Linked DNA regions of Homo sapiens: region 2 is linked to region 1. Evidence: read pairs that join two places in POLR2A ChIA-PET (ENCODE). Cell type or tissue: MCF 10A. All regions are shown on one strand. Each heading gives the region's core, and the rest is flanking DNA. Links, peaks and the distances in the headings are about the cores only. Region 1 overlaps SKAP2 (src kinase associated phosphoprotein 2). Region 2 holds the start of HOXA10 (homeobox A10).

Region 1 (6,610 bases), core at 2,353-4,852:
AACTTACTGAAAGTCATGATTAGCAACGATTATATCTTAATAGGTACCTAATAAAACTACCCTTTTCTATTTTTAAGGCAATGAATACAATTAAAGCCTAATGCTTAAAAAAACACACGTACTTAACGTTCCACAGACTACTGTAAGATTTCAAAGTGGATAATTAACAGGGTAGGTCTGAGTGTTAAAGCTCTTATTCAATGCCAATATAAGATTTTTGAAACTGATTATTTGGAATGAGAAAAGGAACTAGCCCCCTGCTCCCCAGTGACAGACATAGAAAACATTCAGTGAGAAGACATATTATTGGCATAAACTTGCTTCCAGAGAATGGCCCTCAATCTGGGGGTCAATGCTTAGATTCAAATTACAAGACAGAAAGTTATTACTTTATAATATTCTACTTTGGTCATAGTCTATGCTATCAACTAAAGGCATGTTATCATTTTCAAAAAGTTACTCACACCCAAATTTAAGAAATTAGTTCCCAAGAAATCACATCAACAAGGGCAGACTTCACAGTTGAGAGAATTCTGTGCTATGGTAGAACAGGAAGATTTATTAACTAGAAAGCATAGTGGTAAACAGCAGGGAGGAGCTTAATCAACTATAAACAAATCCCTTAAAAGTTATACTCTAGGGAGAAAAAAGGTTTAGACTAAAATAATCTTAAATGCTTCACTTAATTTAAAATAATTGAAAAACATAGGAAACATACACTTGATAAAAATACTCTAAAATATCAGATTTAAATCAGAAAAGGTAAAACTAAAAACCAGAATATTACCTTATATTTGTAAAGAATTGCAAATTATATTCCTGTTTGAAATTAATGCATTATGATCAAATATAGTGAGGTAAAAATACAGGAGGCAAATTTATGGATTTACACTGCAGCCATTAGAGTGTTGACAAGACTGCAAATACAGGAGCTTTTTACTTTTATCATTACTATTCTCTGTATGAGCCTCCTGAGCAACATGAATCCCAATTAAACCATTTGCAGCCTATAAATTGGAATGAAAATGCTTCTTGGAGTACAGTATTCTAAACTTTGGCCTGAACATTCAATATTGTACAAGGTTTCCTTCTGAAAAAGAAAATCTGCCTGTCTATGCCTTTCCTCTTTTCCACCCCCAAACAAATGTGATTATGAATGATATATTACTTACAGTGGAAAATAATGCAACTGATACAATGTTGTTTTGCAGTCCACAAACTAATTATAGTATTGTTCTATAAAGTCACAAGTGGATCATTTAAAAAACAAAAAGGAAAACTCTCAAACTTTATCTTCTTAGCAAACAAAAAATAGACAATCCATACCAGGCTGTTGTCTAAATCTTTGAAATGTTAGGAAGCATCATGTAATCTTTATGGAACACAAGGTTTCAGGTACAAGGAGGTCTGCCATCTGGTATCCTTCACCTATTCAGCTCTTAACATCAGCTGAAATGCTAACATAGGCAAGTGACTGTACTTCAGGAGGACTGATAAAATAATGAAGAGTCCTTTAATCTACAGGAAACCATTCTAGTCAATTTATAAGAAATATTGCATCCCTTTGTAGGACGTGTAATTATTTTCTATTAATCATGTGCTATAAAGCTACATTATGCGGTTATTCTGTTATCACTAGAAAGAGGCCTGCAGTCAGCTTCTGACAATGTTAGGTAATTACTAACACAAAGCTGCTTTCTCCTCCTGCAGTAATGCTATCAAGATCCAGAGGTGTAGTGATGCTTATTGTATAAAAATAGTACTCAAAAGAAATTCAATATCTGCAAAATGGATGGCTTCAAGGCAAAATGTAGTGTGGCAATCAAAGAAGCAAAAAAAAGCCAAACTTGCCCAGTAATCCGAGAAAATAATAGTAAGGCGGTAGTGAATGCTTGTGATCTAACTCCCATGTTTTCAATTTTCATACCATTATAGTCATTTTATTTGTTTTATTTTGTAGTTGAAATTTTAGTCCCCAATTAATATTTATTGAGCAGTAAGAGTGACTGGGTAAGAAGGCAGGAAAAAGGACTAGTTATGATAAAGTGAAACAGAGACTTTATCCAACATAATAGTAATATTTACTCATTAACTAAATCTTCTTTCTCTGCTGGAATATTATTTTACACTTAAATAAGGCCCCAACATTTACTTAAATCTTTTTCAGCACCATGACTGTCATTTATCGAGTATGTTAATCCGCTTTCTGCGAATGATATGGTAAAAGAATGCTGACTTAACAGAAACCTGAAACATTAAAAGATTTAATAATGTACTAACCCTTTCAGAAATTAGTTACCGATGTGTTTGAAAGCAACAGGTGTTTGCAATGTTAAAAAAAATTTGTGTCCTTTTCCAAACATATATCTGTGCTTCAAAACACACCAGCCTTTTGTGAAAATGAAAGTAATTTTATTCACAAAACATAAAATACAGCAAGTTTAAGAACCAATGGACTTGACTGTTGTTTTCCAAGTATTCTTCATTGTGATATCTTTATTCATAAACACTGTAATACTATGAAAACTAGATACCTATTTAAAGTGTATAAATACTTTCATCAAGGCTACCTCTTTAGTCTCTTTTTTATTAACTCCGATTAGAAACTTTGTAAGAATCCTCTCATTTCTCATACATTCATTGTTTCAAAAGGTTATCTTTATAAATGCACAACAGGAACTGTACAACCTCGGCGTTTTACTATTACTATCTATACATTAACTACTTGAATCTTAGATTCCTAACCTGTTAAATGAGGAAACTGACACAATCTCTAAGGACCTCCATGATGTTTGAGCACCACCATTCAGGAACCTGATTGAAGACACTAAGTTCTCTAGTGGTGTACGGAGATCAATCTCATTACTTTGCAATTTACTTTGCAGGTGTGACTTTGAGTTCCTCTAATTCAAAGAATTACTGTTTTTCCTCCTTGCATTGTATACTCCATTTTTAAAGCAAGAGAGACAAAAACAAGGAAGCTGACAGTAAGAATTCTCATAAGAAATTTTAGTTTATATCCCTGAGTCATGCTATAGTTAATTCCAATTTCTACAAAGTTGACAGTTACAATACCATAGAGTAAAACCTGACATTCAGACTGGTGATTCGCAGATAATGTTAGGCAAAGAAGATCATGTCATGCTCAGTAGAGAGTGACTTTGGTATTCAGTGTATGGTATTTTACCTACATGACTCTATTAACTGTTCTCAGGTTCACCCATTCCACTTTATTCTCACTGGCACCACTAATTCAGGCCTTCATCACCTTGCCCTGGATTACTGCATTATCAATGGTGCCTCTCTGTTCTTCCCGGGAACTCTTTTCATCAGTTTACCCTGCTGCTCAAAAACTTACACTAACTCTCCACTGCATTAACTGTAGACTTTAGCTTGTTCCCACCCTGCTGGCAACCTTTTCCTGTCACTGTTCTAGCTGGCACAATACAACCTGCCGCACTACACTCATTCTACCTCTGTATGTAGTGCTTCCTTCCCAGAGACATCTCCTCTCCCTCAGCCAAATCCTGTCCAATGACTAAGACCTGACTCAGCTGTCATGATTTTTTCTCTGAATTAGCTAATCCATATTTATATCTCTCATTTCAAGCTAAGCATTTATTCCTCAGTAGATTTTACGTACATTAGTTTTATTCCTTCAACTAAAATAAAGTACAAACTCATTAAGATCAGAGGAAGGACTTACACTTAATCTGTATGCCTCCCACTGCAGGAGATATAAAAGATGTTCCATAAGTAGGTACTAGATGATTAAATAGACTAAGTCTTCATTTTGGATGATGCACCAGTTGACTATCCTAAATATTTTCTTAAGAAATGTAATTTCCAATAGTAATGTATTTTCTTTTGTGTATATTAGGCATAGTTAAAGAATTGTAGTAGTGACGAAACAAGCATTTGTTCTGAAGCATTCACATGTAGCTGAGTGGGCGATCTGAAGGAGCATGCTGTTCCCACCTGTGGCAGGCTGTTGCCACCATGTTTTCAAATGTACTACATGGGATGTGCCTTGTCTAAAAAGCTTAAATCCCATGTGCAGAAAGAAGGTATTTGTCCACATTGGAACAGGGACCAACTAATTCCAGTTCTTGGAAAAAATGAATTCAGTTTAACTTACTTGTAAGCACTGAAAGAAGTTAAGACAGAATTTTGCAAAGGCAAAAAATAGTATGACAGGTAGAATGGAAAATCTCCTGGTTTTTTCAGCTCCTTATCTTTTTTGTTTATATTTATATTCTTCATTGAGACTCTACAATAGTGCACTTAGGTACTTAATATATATCAATAAGTCTAATTATTATACATTTGGACCCTCACAGAATTCCCTTTATAAAATCTTTTATTATATTTACTATGAAAAGTTTTTGTTGAGGCCAATACCTGCCACTTATGCACTTATTTATGTAAAGTTGTTGAGGCCAGATATTCAGGGCAGAGTCTAGAAATTCATGTAAGAATATTTAAGTAGCCAGTGCTGGGAAAAGCCAAGATCCTTCCTTTATGATTAAAAGAAATTACTAGCTCCCATCTCTCCCTTTTTTGGTTTGGCTGCCAAGAAGTTCAGGGCCAAGGTGGAAGTACAACCTCAGAAACACCATTGTCTTTGGAGGTCTCTGTAGGAGTGGTCCATTTTTCCTTTGGGCTTTTATTTCTTTTTCCCTTATTATGTTGAGCCTCGATTTCTTTACCTATAAAGTGAAGGGCTAGCACTAAGGTCCCCCTCACTCTATGATCCTATCATTCTAAGTTCTTTTAAGAAGTCAGGATTATTTCCTGTTGTTAACTGTATTTTGGTAAAAGCATAGTAAACATCTATCTGCCATACTGTTAACATATTGGGATACAAAAATATTTAAGACACAGTGTCTACCTCAAGAAGTTCAAAGTTTAGACAGAAAGCCAGAGAAACAGGTAATCATTATATTGAATGTTAGGTAAGAGAGGGAAAAAGTTTGTAAAAAGAGAAGCAACTAATCCTACAGCAGGATCTGAGAGACTTTACATAGAAAGTGACAGCTGGGCTGAGACTCCAGAAGGAATAATGAAAGGAGCAATACATGGCAGGCGTGAAGGCCTGCAGAGATAAAAGAATGTGCTGTGTTCAGTGAAGAGTAAGTAGTTGAGAGTGTGGTTAACACACAAGGTACAGGCGAAGATAAGGGAAAAGTGGTGTAAGCTGCTGTAGAAAAACTAGCTTGGAAACATCAGGTTGATTTGGTTTCTCACAGGGTTTCTCTGGCTGCCTACCATTCTCCAAGGTAAGGAAAGAGAAGTGATGGCTCATGCCTGTAATCCCAGCACTTTGGGAGGCCGAGGCGGGAGGATCACCTGAAGTCAGGAGTTCAAGACCAGCCTGGCCAACATGGTGAAACCCTATGTCTACTAAAAATACAAAAAATTAGCCGGGCATGGTGGCAGGAGCCTGTAATCCCAGCTACTTGGGAGGCTGAGGCAGGAGAAATGCTTGAACCCGGGAGGCAGAGGTTGCAGTGAGCTGAAATTGCATCACTGCACCCCAGCCTGGGTGACAGAGCAAGACTCTGTCTCAATAAAAAAAAAAAAAAAAAAAAAGAAGTGATCCTGAATGACTGATGTCTATTGGCTCTATGCTCCCCTTTCATCAATATAGCCATCCACCCCTTTCCATAGCACAGCCGTTCTTCTAGGTTTTATATGTAATAGACACAGAAAATAAGCATTCATATTTGTTAAATGAATAAACTCCATTTATACATAAAGTTCCAGTTCAAGTTCCATTTCCTATGAATCTTTCATTACTTACTTACTCCAGTATTTACTGACTTCCCTTTCTTCTGGGATTCTCCAGGACTACAACACTGATACCCTACATTGTGTTTTATTGCTATTATCTATTTTATGCATTGGTCTTCTCTTCGACTTAATTGCAGTCTCCTTGAATAACAGTTTGTGGCTTTTCTGGATCCTGCTCAAAATAGTACTTTGCATGAGTGTTCACCAAATATTTGTTGATTAGAAAATGAAATAATTTTGACCATCTATACAAGATTTAATTATGTAAAAGATACTGTCAATAACATGGTTCGCTGTTGTTTAGAACTGGGATGTGATAATTACAATTAACCTCTGATATAGAAGAAAAGTTAAAGTCCTAATCAAGTCCCACTTAACCGTAGCAAAGTAGAAAGAGAAAAGGCTTTAGGGTCAGACCTGTATTGATACCTGGAGAAGGCACTTAATAGCTGCGTATCCTCAGATAATTTCCATAATAACCTTACTGCACATCAGTTTCCTAATCTGTAAAATTATAACATCATCTACTTCACAGGGTTATTATATTAATTATATGTGTGAAAGCATATTAAGTACCTAGAACAGGACATTGTAAATGCTCAATAAACACTTTTTCATTCCCTCCCCCACTCCCTGCCCACTAATTGGTATAGCAAAGTATTATGGCAACAACAAAAAAACAGAGTACTTTGGGACGCACTATAAGGCAATCTGATTATTATGAGCAGGTCTCCACCCTGCTCTTCCAAAGAGAATCTTATCTTCTCCCAAAGAGAACAAGTATTTGAGGAATATAACATTTTATTACAATTTTAAC
Region 2 (6,610 bases), core at 866-3,365, 500 kb after region 1:
TAATTGCAGGGGCTCGGGTTAGTCCTCCTGTTGTAAAAGTGGTGAACGGGATAAAGTGGAAGGTGAAGATAAGAAGTCAAAAAAGAGGTAAAATTAAAAAGCTTCATTCCACAGCTTTTATTCTATAAGAACATAAACATCGTCTTTTTCCACGCACAGCAGCAATACAATATTAATTTATTCTGATTTAAGATTAGAAGTAAATAGAGCTAGAACTAACATTTATAATAACGATAGAATGCATTTGCTTAAAACAAGATTGGCAATTCTTCATAATAATAGACATTTATACAGATTTGTATTTATAGTTTTTTTCTTTTTCTGCATCTACAGGTTTGACCCTTTTATGCATGTAACTTCACAGTATAAAGGAAATCCAAACAATGTCTCCCTTCTCTAGTTTATTCCGCTTACCCCAGTCCTCCTAGGCTTCTGTGAATTTCAGAAAGCAAAAACAAACAAAAAAAAAACTTTTTGTTCAAGGCGATTTAAAAAAACAACTTCACAAGATAGGGAGAATTGTGGTGTGCTTGTCACATGTTACCAGTGGTAACAATTTTAATGACAAAAAAATCCACTAATTCCAAATGCATAAACAAAACTACATTATTTATCTACAGCCAGAAGGATATGGAAATTTAGAGGTAAATGAAACATTTTAGTCAGGCAATGTAAGACCTTACAGAAACTGGAAGAGAAGTCCCCTTCTCTTGGTAATTCTTTTTTTTTCTTTTTAAAGCTGGGATATCTTACAGAGGAAGGAAAAATTAACCTTTTTTACTTTCTTTCTCACTTTTTAAATCAGCCAAAGTCAAGCCCGTTTGCCAACCTGCATGTCCATGCCTGTAAGCCCTTCTCTTGGCCAAGGAAGAAAGGAAGAAAGAAAAAAGAAACCCAGGGGCCTGTATCCCCTGATTAAACACAGCACAGCACTCCAGGCAGACATGCCCGGTGGCGGCTCCTTTGCACCATTGACCTCAGGCCAGACACCTCAGCGCCAACAATGGGACCTCGGCCTTCCGGCTAGGTTTGCCCCAGGCTGGGCAGGAAACCAGCTCGGCCGAAGACAGGGGCCATTTCGAGCAGTGGGACCCCAAGACAGCAAACCCAGCCCAGTCAGGACTTGACACTTAGGACAATATCTATCTCTATAGAATTTTAGCATGATATGGCTTTTTCCCCCAGAAAACAACAAATAAACCAGCACCAAGCAAACACAAAGAAACAAAAAGTCAGAACAAACCAGCCCTGCACAGATGTAACGGCCCAGGAGATGGCGAGTGTGGGAGGGAGGAACAGGGCTCCAGCACAGGTGCGAGTTCCTGGGCAGAGCCTGAAGACAGAGGGAGGGGACCAGCGCTCGGGAAGTGAAAAAACCGCGTCGCCTGGAGATTCATCAGGAAAAATTAAAGTTGGCTGTGAGCTCCCGGATCCGGTTTTCTCGATTCATTTTCTTCAGTTTCATCCTGCGGTTCTGAAACCAGATTTTCACTTGTCTGTCCGTGAGGTGGACGCTGCGGCTAATCTCTAGGCGCCGCTCTCGAGTAAGGTACATATTGAACAGAAACTCCTTCTCCAGCTCCAGTGTCTGGTGCTTCGTGTAGGGGCAGCGCTTCTTCCGACCACTCTTTGCCGTGAGCCAGTTGGCTGCGTTTTCACCTTTGGAATTGCCTGGCATGTAAGAGAATAAAGAGGGGATGATTAAGTCGAGGCCACACGGGCTGCCCGCGGGGGTGAATTGCCTCCGTTTCTCCCATAAGAGAGATGTCCCAAGTCACAGAGAAGAGAGTCGTGCCCCCGTTTTTGGCTTGCTGAGAGCAAGCAGTTCCTCCAAAAGTCATGACAAAAATTGAGTGGGCCTTCAATCTACATGACCCTTCCAATTTACATTTCCCCCACTTTTCCAAACACCTGTTTTAGCGCTAAGCCGTAGATGCTTGCAGAAGGAAAGGCCTGGGAGGGCAGGCTGTACATCTTGAACTTAACGCTTTTCTTTGCCTCTTGCCATATGGCAGACAAGCATTTCCTGTAGCCCCCAGGCTAGGAGCGCGGGGTGCTTACTTGGAAGATGGGCCAGGCAGCTTGGCTGTCTCACCCCAGGGCCCTGATTGCCCAAGACTCGATAAGGGGAGAAAGAAGGGCATCATTGGTCCAATGGGGAAGGCAGGAAAAACCGATTCGGGGGTCAAGGGCCCTCCCTCAAGTTTCTCCAGGAGCCAGGGATAGATAGCTGGGCGATTCCGAGGTCCAGGGGAAGGGAAATGGCCCTTCTCTGGCTCTCAGCTCAGGGCCCCCCGCTTCCAGGCCGGATTTGCCTTTTCTTCTTCCCGCAACGAAGATTCCCGCCCCTCAGCAACTTTGAAAAAAGCATGGGGGATCGTAAACTCGAACTTCGCCGGTTAATGGGCTTATTTATTGGCGCTGGCGGCTGCTTATTTTGGATGCCTTACAAACATCCGCGCTATCTGCGGGCGAGCTACTTTCCCTCCCTCCCCCTCCCCCCGCGTGGGCCGCGCCGCGCAGGCTGGGCAGGGACCAGGGCTCTGGGTCCTCCCGGCCACAGGAAAGAGCGCACAGGAGGGGGCCTGCTCGCTGGTGTCCTCGTCCCTAGTCAGGGGGAGCTGAGGCCAGCGCCGAGGACGTCTTGCTGTGGGGCGCTAAGCCGGACATGAATTTTACTGCGTCCCCACGCCCAAATATTAAAAAGCAAGTTCACAAGGTCAGCCTGCCTGCAGCTTGGGCCAAGGCCGGCCGGCTGCTGCGCGGGCTCCTAGTTTTCTGATCCTTCTCCTCCTTGTGTCTGCCTGTCTGCCCGCCTGACTGCAGCCCTCTGCAGCCCTGCTTACCCAGGGAATCCTTCTCCGGCGAGGCTTTGCTGCTCTCGGAAGGGGCCGGGGAGAGCTCCTCCGCGGCCGAGGACGACGCGTGCGCCTCCTCGTCGCCCTGCGAGCCCCCGCCGCTGCCGCAAGCCAGCGTGGGGGGCGGCGGCGAATCGAGGGCTCGCTCCTTCCGGGCCGCATCGGCCGAGCCGGAGGCTAGCGCGGGCGGGAGATCGAAACCGCGCCCCGGGGGCTGCGCGGGGAACGGGCCAGCCCCGAGTTGCTGCGCGCCGCCGCCGCCGCTGCCATAGCCCTTGGCGGTGCCGTAGGCCTGAGAAAGGCGGAAGTAGCCAGGCACTGGCACCCCGCTGGAGGTGCCCAGGGCGCAGCCGTCGGGCGGCGGGCCCCGCGGGAAGGGAGCCAGTTCGGCGGCGGTGGCCGAGACTTTGGGGCATTTGTCCGCCGAGTCGTAGAGGCAGTAGGAGCTCTCTTCTTTGATGTTCTGCGCGAAAGAGCACGAGGTGGCCTGCGGCGCTGGCTGGGGTGGTTGCGGCGGGGGCGGCGGCTGCTGCTGGGGCGGCGGCGGCGGCCCGTCAGGCGGCTCCATCCGGCAAGACCGGGGCGCGTCTAGCCACAGGTCTATGGGCGAGGGCCCGTAGCCGTGCGCCCCGGGACCTAGACCCCCGCCACCGCCACCGCTGCCCGGCGACGCTGCCTCATTGCGCTTGCCGCCCAGCGTGGGGAAGAGCCCGCAGCTCTGCAGCCCGTAGGGCAGGTCGGCGGCGGGCGGCAGGTAGACCCCGCCGTGGGCGTAGTAACCGCCACCGCCGCCGCCCCCCGCGCCACCACCACCGCCGCCTGCCTCGCCTCTGCCCGAGCTGATGAGCGAGTCGACCAAAAAAGAGTTCGCGGCGGGGCTCTCCGAGCATGACATTGTTGTGGGATAATTTGGCGAAGGGAGCAGATAGCCCTTTCTGGCTGACATTTCTTGTGCAAAACATGCTGAATACGATTAGCAATCCCCCCGCACCGCGGCGGGCGCCCGCAGCCAATCCCGAGCCAGAGTTTCCGCGCGACCACTCCCAGTTTGGTTTCGTAGGCGCGGGGCCGCTCTCCGAGGGCGCCCTCAGAGCCCGCGATTGATATAAATATGTAATCTGTATTGATGGGCCAGGAGACGCACCCCGACACCTTGGCCCGAAGGCCGGGAGCTGTGGGGGCTGCCCCAACGTGGCTGGTGGGGGGCCTGGCCATTGGGCTCGCCCCGCCCCTACCCGGACGTGAGCCCCATACCGGGGTCCCTTAGAAGGGCCCTTGGGCCCCGCGCAGTTAACAAGTGGGGTGTTTATGGTGCGCGCCCAGTCTGCCTTGGGTGCTCACCATCCCTGTCGCAGAAGCTGCCACTAGTCCCCGGTGTACTCTAACCACTGAAGCGGCCGTGTCGGGGACTCACGCGCTTCCCATTCAGCTCTGGATCTGGAACTGGCCCCTTGTCTGAATTCTGCCTCCTCAAAAGTGGCGAACCTGGCCCTATGGCCGTCAGGATCCTCAGAGTGTCAGGAGCCCAGAGTGAACTAGAAGCTGACTTGCCTCTACTTCCAGTATCCACAGATTTTTCCCCAAAATGCAGTGGTTGTTCCCTAGCCCCTAACCCCCAACACTTTTCTCCCCTAGTCCGTTGATCCAGTTAGGATCTTCTCCTCTGGTGTTGTGCTCACCCGGCTTGCCTTCTCTACAACTCCTGTCAGTGGACTTTGGTGGGCTGGCGGGACTGGGGGTGGGAAGCGGCTGCCAGCCTTGATGGAAAGACGGCCCCACTCCCACTCCCAAGGCCAGAGCCAGATCCAAGCATCCCCTCATCACCTAGGGAAGACTCTAAGCCCACAGTCATTTCGGGGAAGTAAAATGCTGGCCTTGGGGTCCTTGGCTGGCCCAAAGTGAGAGACTTGGAGGGGTGTGCCCGGTGTACACCTCCGCTGCTTTATGTTCCTGCTCTCCTGTTAGCTTTGGCACTCATATGCTCCTGGAGGCTACAACAAGAACCAGTGTCACTACACTCCTACCTCTCTGTCCCCTCCCCTCTTCCCCTCCCTCCCATACCCTCAGCTAGGGCAGTCCTTGCTCCTGCAGTGTGTGCATTTTAACGAGGCCTCGGTGAGGAAATCCTTTCCCTGCAAGGCCGGGCTGGGCTCATGGTCCTGTTATAAGAGCATGTGGAGGTCAGGCCCTTTGCTCAGCAGGCTCAGGGGCTCTGTTTTAGCCAACTGGAAATGGCCGGCCTGGGGTGCTAGCCCCCAAGTGTGAGCCTCATGCTAGTCTCAGGAAATGCAACCTTTTCCGGCCAGATCCAGTGGAGCCCGGGAGGTCGCTGCCTTGCCCCTGGCCCGTGGGCTACAGGTCTCCAGGATACTCTAGGCCTGCCCGCCCCTCCGGCCCCAGTCGGAGCTGGCATTACTGAACGCCGGCATCCCAGGAAATAGACCGCTCAGGCCGCTGCCTTCAGCTGGGAAAGACTCTTGCATCCGGGTCATACGCGGCACTTTGCCTCCTTCCTCCCAGTGTGAATCCAGCCCAAGGTGGAAGAGGAGCCTGAGAGGACCCTGAAAGCGCAGAGAGAGCTGGCTAGGTAGAGCTCCAGCTCTGGCTTCTGAGATTCAAGCAGCTGCGGTCGCTGCGGGCAGTGGCTGCTCCGAGCTCCGGGCCCAGAAGGCCGCTCCACCGCTAGCGCGGCGCTCCAGCCACTTCAACCTCGGCGCCCCACGGTGACCCGGCCGTAAGGACTGAGCATCAGGGTGCGGAGGAGGAGGATGGAGAGAAAAAGAGAGAGATAGAAGGAGAGACGGACAGAGGGAGAGAAAAGAGAGAGAAACAGGAGGGGAGAGAGAATAAGAAAGCCAGTTCTCTCCAGCCTGACAGGGTCTTGAAGCTGCAGCAGCGGCTTTAGAGGGATCAAGACAGGGTCTGTGCCAAGAGATCATTAACTCTCCTTCGCTCTTCGCATGCTCCTGCGCCCAAGGCCAAGGCAAATTCTCTACCCTCTAGGCCCATGAGACGGACGAACCTGAGTGCAGAAAAGCTTCAGAGCACCGCAGCCAGTGGCCCTATCTTTAGCTTCCCGGATCTGCCTGGTCCTTACCCTGCTCACCAGAAGGGTGGAACTGGCTGGGACTGTTGCCCTTAGCAATGCCACCTGGAAATGCCACAGAGCTGGGGGCTGCCTAGGAAGGAAGCTTTGCTCTTCAGCACTGCCCATGCCTCTCAGAAAAGCTGTGTCATTTGGCAAGTGGGTCCCAAGACCTTCGAGGTTTCCTCAAGGATAATGAGCCGTGGCAGGTCAGTGGGCCAGGACCTGGGCCTAGAGTCATGCCTCTCCAGGCTAAATGCAGAAAGCAACTTCCCAGGCCGACATCTGGGAAGGTCCAGTATATATTTGAGATAGTGGAGGCTATACAAATAAAGTAAAAGACAATGATCTTAACCTATCTTTCCTAACCTTTTAGGGAGTCAGGACCCTTCTGGAAAATCCAAGTAAGTTTTGACTCATTCTGTGAAAAATGCATATCTGTATATTCCCACAATTTGATCCATCATTTCGAAGGAGTTCACACACCCCTCAGTCTTTTCCTTGGGTCTTCCAGAGTCCCCCAGTGTCCTGGGACTTGGGGGCCCTGCCAATTTGGCTGGCAAGACAAGCTGGGTGCCCTGCAGCAGACAGCTCAGGTCAGGGCCCCGTAGGGCAGCCAAATGGGCTTCTAGGCTGGATAGAATCCAGGGACCTGCACGTGCCAACC

The links. Peaks named below come from ENCODE experiments on the same cell type or tissue, not always from the same donor. Only the 100,000 strongest peaks of a DNase experiment are listed, where the experiment ranks them.
Region 2: POLR2A ChIA-PET joins it to region 1 with 5 read pairs; 12 of 35 experiments call an interaction of 5 or more read pairs at or near these places.

What each region holds. Positions count from the first base shown.
Region 1 is chr7:26,671,824-26,678,433 of GRCh38, forward strand. The region is part of intron 11 of SKAP2 (src kinase associated phosphoprotein 2); the gene reads right to left. Among named protein-coding and RNA genes, the nearest start is that of LINC02860, 37 kb to the left of the region's middle. In MCF 10A, for the core only: no CTCF peak of the experiment used is centred there; a DNase peak (open chromatin) is centred at 3,508.
Region 2 is chr7:27,170,503-27,177,112 of GRCh38, forward strand. All of the region lies in intron 1 of HOXA10-HOXA9 (HOXA10-HOXA9 readthrough), which reads right to left. It overlaps HOXA10 (homeobox A10), which reads right to left and starts at 3,818. Exons shown (of 2, transcript NM_018951.4): 1 at 2,847-3,818; 2 at 103-1,671. The coding sequence starts at 3,804. The coding sequence ends at 1,397. HOXA10-AS (HOXA10 antisense RNA) reads left to right here. Exons shown (of 3, transcript NR_046609.1): 3 at 806-1,413. RefSeq lists enhancers at 1,018-1,517, 3,226-3,872, 3,873-4,518. In MCF 10A, for the core only: no CTCF peak of the experiment used is centred there; DNase peaks (open chromatin) are centred at 1,459, 2,069 and 2,569.